Regions from separate parts of the Homo sapiens genome. Here region 2 is linked to region 1. A link is a loop called in an ENCODE intact Hi-C map of the cell type or tissue named here. Cell type or tissue: A673. All regions are shown on one strand. Links, peaks and the distances in the headings refer to the core of each region. The heading gives the core; the rest is flanking DNA.

The links. A loop is a pair of places that touch in the nucleus more often than their neighbours do. Peaks named below come from ENCODE experiments on the same cell type or tissue, not always from the same donor. Only the 100,000 strongest peaks of a DNase experiment are listed, where the experiment ranks them.
Region 2: it touches region 1 in a loop (6-fold over the local background); 5 of 110 quality-filtered maps call a loop at or near these places.

The regions. Positions count from the first base shown.
Region 1 is chrX:3,959,654-3,965,673 of GRCh38, forward strand. No RefSeq gene overlaps it. Among named protein-coding and RNA genes, the nearest start is that of FAM239C, 25 kb to the left of the region's middle. In A673, for the core only: CTCF peaks have their summits at 3,020 and 3,232; a DNase peak (open chromatin) is centred at 3,068; H3K4me3 peaks cover 602 bases.
Region 2 is chrX:4,259,640-4,265,659 of GRCh38, forward strand. No RefSeq gene overlaps it. Among named protein-coding and RNA genes, the nearest start is that of FAM239C, 320 kb to the left of the region's middle. In A673, for the core only: CTCF peaks have their summits at 3,540 and 3,742; a DNase peak (open chromatin) is centred at 3,582; H3K4me3 peaks cover 923 bases; H3K27ac peaks cover 721 bases.

The DNA.
Region 1 (6,020 bases), core at 1,888-4,387:
AGTTTAGCTCCCACTTATAAGTGGGAACATGTGATATTTGGTTTTCTGTTCCTGCATTAGTTGGCTGAGGATAATGGCCTCCAGCTCCATTCATGTTCCTGCAAAGGACATGATCTTGTTCTTTTTTATGGCTGCATAGTATTCTGTGGTGTATATGTACCACATTTTCTTTATCTAGTCCATGTTGATGGGCATTTAGGCTTATTCCCATTCAAATGCAATCATGGTGCTAACATAGTGCTATGAGATCTTGAGATGTGCCAAAATATAAAATAGAACATGAGATCTTTTTGGAAACAAATGCCTATAATGGAGTGGGAGGCATTTATGTGAAGCCTTTTATGTGTAATAGTAGCCAAGATAGAGCTAAAAACAAATGTGTACAGTACTTTCTCCACTCAAAGACAATGGTGTTAGATACAAGACCAGATATCCCCATCCCGCTGTGTTTTGTTGGTCAAAACAGAGTGAGTGGGGAATTTGATTCAAACTCATCACCACTGTTGTTTAAACAGAGAAGACCAAGTGCCATTGATGGTTTGAGCTAGTTTAAATGGTTAGAAAAGGCAGAAGATGTAAATTAAAGTTTTGTTCTGGTCTTTCAAAACCTTCTGTAAACTGAAACCCTACTGAGCCATCCCACCCTTCTTACTATCCACCCTAATACTATCTTAGGCATATACATCCTCTATCTTCTACTGTGATATCTTTACATTGTATTGCTCTTCTGTTGCTGTATGTCAAATATCTGGAAATGTACACACTTTTTTTTTTTGAGACAGGGTCTTGATCTGTCAATTAGGCTGGAGTGCAGTGGCAAGATTACAGCTCACTGCAGCCTTGACCTCCCGAACTCACGTGATCTTCCTGCCCTAGCTGCCTGAGTAGCTACTCAGGCCTGGGACTACAGGCATGTGGCACCACGCCTGGCTAATTTTTGTATTTTTTGTAAAGATGGGGTTTTGCAATGTTGCCCAGGCTGGTCTCAAACTCCTGGACTCAAGCAATTCATCCGCTTCAGCCTCCCAAAGTGTTGGGATTACAGGTGTGGGCCACCATGCCCTGCCAGGCTATGTCTTTTATGGAAACCCAACTGAAGAAAGGATTGCATTCAAGCTCCCTTAGGTAGTCGGAAAAGTCCGTTTACTGGGAAAAGTCCACTCTAGGAGCTTAGTGTGGTCCCCCGCCAACAGTCAGCAAGAAAGCACAAGACTGAGGTCTCTGTTTTCTTGCTGACTGTTGGCCGGGGACCACACTCAGTTCCTCCCTAGAGGCTGCCCCCGGGTCCTTGCCCTGTGGACCCCTTCACAGGCAGTTCTAAGCATGGCTGTTTGCTTTTTCAAAGTCAGCAAGAGAAAGACCAGCAAGAGAATCTTAATTAATTTGAATCTCTCCCTCAGGGAAGGCTTGAAACTGTTTTTAAAGACTCACCTGATTAGGTGTGGCCCACTCAAAATCATCTTAAAGTCATGACTCAAAGTCAGTTTGATTAGAGACCTTAATTACATGTTCAGAATCTCTTTACTTGCCCATCAATGGTAGGCTGATGAAAGAAAATGTGGTATATATACACTGTGGAATACTATGCAGCCATAAAAAAGATTGAGATCATGGCTTTTGCAGGAACATGGATGGAACTGGAGGCCATTATCCTTAGCAAATTAACATAGGAACAGAAAGCCAAATACTGCATGTTCTCACTTATATGTAGGAACTAAATGATGAGAACACATGGTTGCATAGTGAGGAACAACACACACACTGGGGCCTACTTGAGGGTGGAGGGTTGGAGGAAGAATGGGATCAGGACAAATAACTAATGGATAGTAGGCTTAGAACCTGGGCGATGAAATAATCTGTAAAACAAACCCCATGACACAAGTTTACCTATATAACAAACCTTCACATATGCCCCTGAACCTAAAATAAAAGTTAAAAAAAAATAACAAACATACTATTACCATATGCCATCCCCGACCAAAAAACCCCAGTAAAATCTCTTTACCTTTGCCATATAATATACCTTAATCAAAGGATTGACTAGACCATTATATTCTTAGCATCCACAGCAGGAAGTAGAAATCATGGGGAGCATCTTAAAAACTCTTCCGACCACTGTCCACCTCTGACCACTAATGGTATACATCCTTTCCAAACACAAAATGCATTCACATCCTTCAATGCTCCCAGGAGTCTCCCCCTACTCTTCTTGAAAGGATGTCACCCTCTATCTCTAAGCTGTTCTTGAGTCCCCAACTTACACTGGCTTCAATTATTTAAAAGTTTATTTTTCACAATAAATTGAGTCACGTATGTTTGTTTTTCTCCCTTGCTACTTTGAGGGTAGAAACATTCCTTGTGTTTCTTTGGCAGATCACAGAAGCTAAAATGTAGCTCAGAAAAATTGTGTACAACTCACAAATACTTGTTCATTGACTGGACAATTTTGCAGGGTGAGACTGCGAAAATTAAGGGCCCCTAAAAATAAAGAGATGGAACAAATATGTAAGAAAGAGCCATGAAAACTGAATTCTCAAGTAATTCACGATGGCTGAAATACTTAGGATATTATATTATCCTAATACAGTCTAAAAAATTCTAATATGTATATTAATGATCTCATTATGATAGTGAGATTAATAGATATATTAATGATATCAAGGTGAGGGAAAATTGTGAGCTATGTGAGATGTTCTTCAAGCATCAGCAACTTCATAGTTGAGGTAATCCAATAGGGAGATACATTTTTAAAAAGTCTCTTGGGGATGGAGCGTTAAAATCTTTGATACAGAGAAAAATTCTGCAAAAGTGTGAATTAGAAACTCTACACTCCTCTCTGTGGCATCGCCAGATTGTTTTAATGCATGTGCATTCTCAAACAGCCAAAAAGCAAACAAATATTTCACAGGGTTGATTAGCGTCTGCCTTCGATAAAAAGAAAAAAAAAATGGGAGCGCTAGAGGGAGCTCTTGCGCTGTGGAAGATAGATACCAAAGCAGTCCTGCATGATTCTTTCCCGCTTGGACAAAAATAAATGAATAAGAATGAAAACAAACCCCGACAGTTAGAAAAGAAGAGCTACTTTTATTCTCAGTGACTTGATGATCACAGCCTACCCTGCTGAGGTTGGGAAAGAAAAAAAAATTGGGAGCGATAGAGGGAGCTCTTGCCCTGTGGAAGATAGATACCAAAGCAGTCCTGCATGGTTCTTTCCCACTTGGACAAAAATAAATAAGAATGAAAACAAACCCCGACAGTTAGAAAAGAAGAGCTACTTTTATTCTCGGTGACTTGATGATCACAGCCTACCCTGCTGAGGTTGGGAAAGGCTCTGTGGGTTTGCTTTGCTGGAGCCATTAGTGTTCAGGGAGCAAGCAGTGCAGGGCTGAGCTGCCCAAGTCAGCAGCCTAATTAATCTCGCAGGCTCAGTGGGAACCTTTGGGTTTATTCATTAGCTGCAAGGGTGAAGCCAGACGCATGTGTTCACGCTGAGGCAAAATGAGGGCAGAGCAAACAGGGGTAAGTGCATGGGTCTGCATGTGTCAGAGAGTGAGATGAGGAAGGAAAAGAACTTGGACATCCATCATCAAAGGCAAAACAAACCTGGCAGACCTGTTTCACCACCTTCCAATCAATACGTCTTATCTATTCAAATTTTCTGCACGCTGCAGCAACATTCGTTTGCTGATAGATTCTAGAATGTGTGCACCCGTGCATCAAAATGAAGGCATGGTCTTCCCCGCACTTTGGGGAAAAGGACATCATTGCCGTCAGACACTTGATACAAAATATTAGTTCTAGCCAAGTGTTCGAAACTCTAGCAAGTGCATATAAATGAACTGTTTTTGTTTGTTCTTTGTGTTTTTATCCTTACATCTGGTGGGACATTTTCTTGAGTAGCTCTTTTTTTTTTTTTTTAAGTTTTATTGAGGTATAATTGATCTGCAAAAGAGGCACATATTTAATGTATACAATTTGATGAGTTTGGACACATGTGTGCACCCATTTTACTGTTGGGACTGCTGTTGTGAAACCTCAGTTCTTGTCTTCTTAGTTTCAAAGAATTTAAACAAGAGACACACAGCAAGGGACATGCAGCATAGAGCAATTTCTTGTAAAGGAAAAAGAATATTTTGAAAGTTTGGTGCAGAATAGACAGTACACCCTGAGAGAGAGAAATTTCAGGGCAGGCTTCTCATAAGGGTGAGACAGTATTGATTATTGCTGGAGAAACTCCCTTTATGGGAGTGTTACATGGTGATTCATAAGGGGATGGGAGAGGTGTTGCTAGTAAGCATGTTCTGGGTGGTCCTCTGGGTGCACATGCCCAGTAGCTGTACATGCTTGTTCATGGACTGCAGGTCTCATTAGCATCTTATATCTCTACCGAGGGGTATTTTTTAACTATTAAAATGAGCAAAGGGTCAGTTTGAGGACAGGTAAAATAAAAATGCACGTGGTCTCTAGAAGGGAAAGTCCCTACTGAAGATAGCTTAGCTTGAATGAGCTCAATGACAATGCAAATGCTGAGGTTTATTGTGTTGATTGTATGGTCACCAGAGTTGCTGTGTCCCGAGGACACGGTCACTTTCTTTAATACTATCGTCACTATCAAGATAAGAAACATACCCATTACCTCCAAAAGCTTTTTCTGTCCCTTTTTCTTTTTCGGATTTTTCTTGAGTGTGTGTGTGTATATGTGAGGACTAAACTCTGATTTCTTATCTTGCCCAAATTCCTATCTCAAGAGTCTGGGGAGCCATGCCCTACAAACCATAAATTCTCATCAGATGGTTTCATTTAACCCTATATATTGTGACTTACCTTCCAATATGACTCTGGCATAATGTTACATGACAAAGAAGAAAATAAAAATATTTTACCCCAAAACATGTTTCTTTGCCATATTTTGAAATGGCTTTGCAAAGCCATCCTTTGCGGGGGAAAATGTGCATCTGTAAAGAATCTCTATTCACATAGCTAGATCTTTTTCTTCCAGGCCCTCCTAATGCTGAAGAGATTAACTGAGAGTCTAGCACGTTTTAAAGGGTCTGAATAGGAAATATTTGTCATCTATTATCTCTAAGGGCAGCCACTATGAGACTTCAAAAGAACCTTGGTCTTCACAGTCTTTTATCTTAACCTGAACATTTCCTTTCTATTGATCCCAGGTCTTTAGATGAACTCAACCAATTGTCAACCAGAAAATGTTTAAATTTACCTATAGCCTGGAAGCCCCCTACTTTGAATTGTCCTGCCTTTCTGGACCAAACCAATGTATTTCTCAAATGTATCTGATTGATGTCTCATGCCTCCCTAAAATGTATAAAACCAAGCTGCGCCCCAGCCGCCTTGGGCACATGTTCTCAGGACCTCCTGAGGGCTGTGTCATGGGCCATGGTCACTTGTATTTGGCTCAGAATAAATATTTTCAAATACTTTACAGAGTTTGACTCTTTTTGTTGACAACGTGTGTGATAAGAACACACAACATGAGATTTATCCCCCTCTTAACAAGTTTTTAAGTGTAAAAATACTGCATGATTCCATTTGTTTTGTTATGATATATGTTGGTTTTTGTTCATTGGTCCTGGCCCATAACTCCCATAGCCCTGGTTACAGTCTTTTTTCATAATATTGGGTGTTTTCAGGCCTCAGGGGCACGTCTTTCACCTTCTCCTGCATTCCTTTCATTCTAATGTTCCCCTGCCTTTCTGAGTGTGGGTTTCAAGACCCTCCTGATACAGACAGGAAACAGGGAAATATCGGGTAGAAGAGGGCGGTTCCCCTGCAAATGCGTCACCCTCAAGCCTGGAAACCTGTGACCCTAACTGGGAACAGGCATTCCCGTTTTTGCACCCAAAAGTTGCCTTTTGGCCCACCACACCCATCTATCCTGTACCCATATAAATCCCAAACCCCCGGTTCCAGAAGGAGATGAGAGACGAACAGAAGAGCAGAGGAGTGGCAGAACGGTATGGCAGAGAGAAGAAAAGAGGCATCTGAACGCTGAGAGGAGT
Region 2 (6,020 bases), core at 2,099-4,598, 300 kb after region 1:
TTATTATATGTCTATAATAATAATTTATTATGAATATAACATTTATTATAACATTTGTCATAAAAACTTAGATAATAAGTTATATAATAAATTCATATAATATATTTATAATAGTAAATTATTATATAATAAATTAGTTCATTGCATCAATGGCTGCTTCTTATAATAATAATTTACTTAGTAATATCTGTCCATAATAGTCACTTACTATTAATATAATAAATTAATATAATAATAAATATTTTAATATAAGTGTCTTAAAATAAATTATTATTATATCATAAGTTATTATATAATAAATTAGATATTAATAGTTCATTGCATCAATGCCTGCTGTCCTATAATAATAATTATTATTTATTTATTTATTATATGTCTATAATAATAATTTATTATAAATATGACATTTATTATATTTGTCTTTAAATAAATTATTAATATATAATAATAAACTATCATATAAAGATATACATTTATAATACATTACATAATAAATCAGTTCATTGCATCAATGCTTGCTTTCTCATAATAATAATTTACTTAGTATTATCTGTCTATAATAGCTTATTAATGTAATAAATTATTATAATCAATATTATATTTACTATATTTGTCTTAAAATAAATTATTATTTAATAATAAATTATTATTTAATAATAGATTATTATATAATAAATTAGTTCATTCCATCAGTGCCTGCTGTCTTATAATATTTATTATTAGGCCTATAATAATATATTAATTTGATAAATTATTATACGTATTATAAATGTATTATATTTATGTTAAGTTCTGGTTATGCAATAATAAATTGTTATATAATAAATTAGATAGTTCATTGTATCAGTGCCTGTTAATAATGGACACTTCTATTAATGGGGTGTCTTATAATAATAATTATTATTGTTTATTTATTATAATATATTTATGACAATAATTTATTATAAGATACCCAGTCTGTCCCACACTTCTGGACAGTAGACATCTGAAACCAGCATGTTAACCAGGCATATCCTCTCTGTCCAAAACTTTGCAGAGAATCCTTTCTTGCCTCTTCTGAGCAGATGTTGGTGGTCATTAGTCTTTGACATTGCTTGGCTTGTGGCTGCCTCAGTCCCATCTCTGCCTCCATCTTTATATGGTCTTCCCCTGTGTCTCTTCTTATAAGGACATCAGGAATAGTGAATTAGGGGCCCACCTGACTCCAGTATGACCAAATCTTAACTAATTACATCTGCAAAGACCCTATTTCCAAAGGAGGTCACTTTCTGAGGTTCTGGGGGATAGGACTTCAACATATCATTTTTGGGAAAATAATTTGACACATAACATTCTCTATATAAAACAATCTGACACAATCTTTATTAACTTTGAAGGTGTGAACTCCAATATGACTATTCTGGCATTCCCAAATACTGAAGCCCATATTTACTACTCTGTTCTCAGAAAAGCCCATATAACTTAATATCCAGTTAATTTCTAATCTTCTCCTGTTTGTTTGTTCTTTGATATCAAATTCAGATTTCTTTTTTGAGACGGAGTTTCACTCTTGTTGCCCTGGCTGGAGTGCAATGGCTTCATCTCGGCTCACCACAACCTCCGCCTCCCAGGTCCAAGCAATTCTCCTGCCTCAGCCTCCCAAGTAGCTAGGATTACAGGCATGTGCCACCACGCCTGGCTAATTTTGTATTTTTAGTAGAGACGGGGTTTCTCCATGTTGGTCAGGCTGGTCTCGAACTCCCGACCTCAGGTGATCTGCCCACCTCGGCCTCCCAAAGTACTGGGATTACAGGCATGAGCCACCGCACCCAGCCCAGATTTCTTTTTTGTTAACTTTTATTTTAGATTCACGGGTACTTATGCAGGTTTGTTGCATATTTCTTAAAAGAAAGAAATATTTTATAAGGGTTCCGTACTTCCCTAAATTCTACAAAATTCTTAGTCTTTAACCATATTTTAACAACCACTCATATAAGCCACTCTTCTCTCTGTTGCAGGAAATGCAGTAAAATACCCTTGGCTTAGTGATTCATTGCTCCCTGGAAAGTTTGCGTATTTGCTTTCTCTTTTCATTCACATGCGGTTTTATTTATAAAGGACCACAGCCATGTTTTTGAAGTGCAGTGAAAACTCTGCTATGGCCTGAACTTTTCTTTTCCCCCAAGATGCATATGTGATACCTAATCCCCGATGTATTAGTATTAGGAGGTGGGGCCTTTGGGAGGTGATTGGGTCATGAGGGTGGAGCCCTCATGAATGAGATTAGTTCCTGTGAGTGGAAACCGCCCCCGCCCCACCACACAAACACAAATTGTTTTTCCTCTGCTCTCACACCACAACAATCAACACAGAAGATGTCAGTGACCAAATGTGTGGGGGCTTCTCCCCACACACCAAGCAAGCAAGCAAGCCATTGTGCAGCACACACCAGCTGGCTGTCTTCCAATTCAGTTCTGACACTCTCTACATGGAGACAGCATCAGATCCCACAGACTGAGGGCTCAGTCCCACAAGACTGCTCCCTCTTCCCACGAGTTGCAAGTCTGGGCCTTCAGAACTTCTGATTGGCCAGCTTCAAGTTGGATTCTCATGACTCCCTATGTAGATTGGTTTGATTTGCTGGAGTATCTCATAGACCTCTAAAACACAAGTATACCAGTTTATTATCAAGGATATTACCAGGGACACAGGTGAAGAGATGCATAGAGGAAGATATGGGGGAAGGGGCACGGAGCTTCCATGCTCTCCTGGGTTGCACCACCCTCCTGGAAACTCCATGTGTTCAGCTATCCAGAAGCTCTCCAAACTCAGTCCTTTTGGGTTTTTATGGGGACTTCATTAGTTAGGCATGATTGACTACCATGTAGAAATGTGATTGGACAAAAGGGTTGTGATTTAACACTAATAGACTGAGTAGGGGAACCCAGCGACGTCTGTCTGTTCAAATTCTTCTTGCTGTGTCTCTACAGCATTCCCTCCTCTTGGGTATGGGGCAGGACCCCTTCTGAAATGAGGGTCTTATGCCCCACAATCACAAATCCGAGGAAAGGCCTGGTGCTGTGGCTCATGCCCTTAATCCCAGCATTTTGGGAGACCGAGGTGAGCAGATCACTTCAGCCTGGAGTTTGAGATCAGCCTGAGCAAGATGGCAAAACCCTGTCTCTACAAAAATTACAAAAATTAGCTGCGAATGGTGGTGTATGCCTGTAGCCCCAACTACTTGGGAGGCTGAGGTGGGAGGATTGCTTGAGCCCAGGAGGTGGAGGCTGCAGTGAGCCATGATTGCGCCAATGTACTCCAGCCTGGGCTACAGAGTGAGACTGTGTCTCAAAAGGAAAAAAAAAAAAAAAAGAAAAGTAAAGAAAAGAAACCCAAGGAGAAAATAGTTTCCTGCCTTGGGTTGGGGAAAGTAAGGCAGGAGAAAGTCAGGGAGAGAGATTCTGTCCTCCGAGACTTAAAGCGCCCCAACATTATAACATAGGCTATGGGAGCTGAGTCAAGAACCATCAACAAAAACTTATCATATACATGATAGCACAGTGCCCCTTGAGGAGGAAAAGAGAACACAGTTCTTTTTTTTTCAGCATGTGCGGACACAGCCGGAAAACGTCATCTAAATCAAGAAGCAAATCCTCCCCAGACGCTGAATCTGCCACGGCTTGATCTTGAACTCCAGCTTCCAGAACTGCAAGCAATAAATGTCTGTTGTTTAGAAGCAATTCAATCTGTGCTATTTTGTGATAGCAGCTTGAATGGACTAAGACATTCTTGGTGGGAAAATTCTCAAATGGGGAAGATGCTAATATCTCTTCCTGCTTCTGTTCTGTTCTATGAGTGATGAGTCCAGGCTCAACCTGGCTTCTTCAGCAGGAGTGCCGCCTAGACATTGGGTTGCCTTTAGTTGCTTCCTCAAAGCATCTGGTCATAGATCTGTGTAAAGAATCCTGGTCTTGAATCTGTGCATGATGCAATCAGCATGAGAGTGAATACATTGCCCCTCTGCAGAACTGCAGAATGTCTGAAGCTGACTCTTACCCTTAATTGTACTCTGACAAGTATTTATTGTGCAGCTGACAAATACCTAATGCTGTGATAACTACAATGAAACACACCTACATTTATGTTCTGAACTGTGCTATCAAGGAGTTTACATCTTGGGAGAGAGGAATGGAGAAGAAACAGCATTGTGTTCCAATAGAAGTCAGAAAGTTTCACATCCAGACGCTGTTATTACCTGGGGAGGGATCGCGGGCAGGTTCTTTAACCCAGAATACTCTTCTATGTATATTATGATTCTGAGGGCTTTCCTAAGCAAAACATTCTATGAATTTACAATGAAACCCATGAATAGTGAGGCCGGGATGTATAAATTGGTTTTCCGTGGAGTATAATCAAGTGTAAAAATATGTCTGCAACAGACAATAGGGATCCCTGCCTGTGCTTGAAGTACCCCCTGCTGATTGGAGGTGGCCACATGCTGCCTGTGTTGCAATCTGCATTTTCAGGAGAGAATACATCTGCTTTGATATGATGGGTTAGTTAGAACAAAACTGACGATCCTTCTGCCTACGGTTCTGTATATCATCCTGGATTTTTGAGCCCAGTCTGTAAAGGAAGTTTGCTACTGATCTCGTCTGAGCCAAGATGGGGGTAGATTTTCCCAGTAGCTCAGTTATGAATTCCTTCTATGTATTTCAGGACATGTCTGTCCTGTGTCAACATAATAAGGCCTTAATTCAAAATAGCTGCTTATCAAAAGATGAACCACAGAGGTGGGCACATTACCCTTCATCCCATATTTCAGAGTGTATTTGTAGACTGCGGGTGAAAATTGGCTTCCAGCATGTGAGTTTATTATTTAGTTCTTGGGCTCTGGTGAATTTAAACTTGGCGGGAACACCACCAGTGGTGAAAGGAGGAACAATGACAGCCTTCAAGCAGCAATTCTTGTCTTCCTTTGATCTTGTCTGCTTCATACCTGCATATTTATTCCAGTTTGGTGATTCAAGAAATATGAGTATCTATATTCCAGAAATAGATTTCTTTATAAACTCTGTTGTGTGGGACCCGTAGCCAAGTCGTGGGAATTTGAACTGGGGCAGTCCGCAAAAAAACACAATGATGTTGGAAAGTAAAAGTGAGGAAATTTCTTTACATGAAATGTGAAGACCATGAAAGGTGTTACAAATATGGATTTGATGAGCCTCAAACCTACAAATATAAGAAGAATGATCAAGGATGATACAGGAAAAATACAAAGTGGTAGCTGTATGCAATCCAAAACAATCAAAATAATATGAAGGAAAGTAGAATTAAGCATTAGGAATATAAAATAGAGGGTGGATATCAACATGAGATGGCTATAAACCTATCATTAATTAATTATGGAGAAAATGAAGTTGTTCCTTTGATATCTTATATGCAAAGCTAGTGAAATGCTACCCGGGAACATTTAAATCAGGTTTTCTCAACCTTGGCACTATTGAATTTTGGGTGGCATACTGCATCGCTGTAGGGGCTGTCCTGTGAAGTGTGTTTTTCAGCATCTCTGGCACTTATCCACTAGATGCCAGTAGCAGCCTCCAAGTTGTAACAACCAAAAGTGTCTCTACACACTGCCCTGTTTCCCTGTGGTGTAATCTCCAATACGAATGAGAATCACTGCTTTAGCTGTTTTCTGAGGTTCAGCATGTTTGAATATATGGAAAGAAAGTGAATTCGTGCCCCCAGTGATGAAGTGACCAGGGAGACCATGGGGCAGGAAGTAATTCATCAACTAATTTTTCAGTATAGGCAAAATGGGTCGATTTGGGGAAAAGGGATGCCTGCTTAAAAAACATGCATCCACAATAAAGAGAAAAATATGGTCTGTAACTTTTAAGAGATTGATTTATACTCCACTTGGGTAGATGGTAGATATATATCAGAACACTGTACGGTTAAACCTCTCTTATTCATTTTGGATTTAAAAGCACATGATTTGTAAACAGACTTCTAGAATTTAATCTGATTTCTATCCA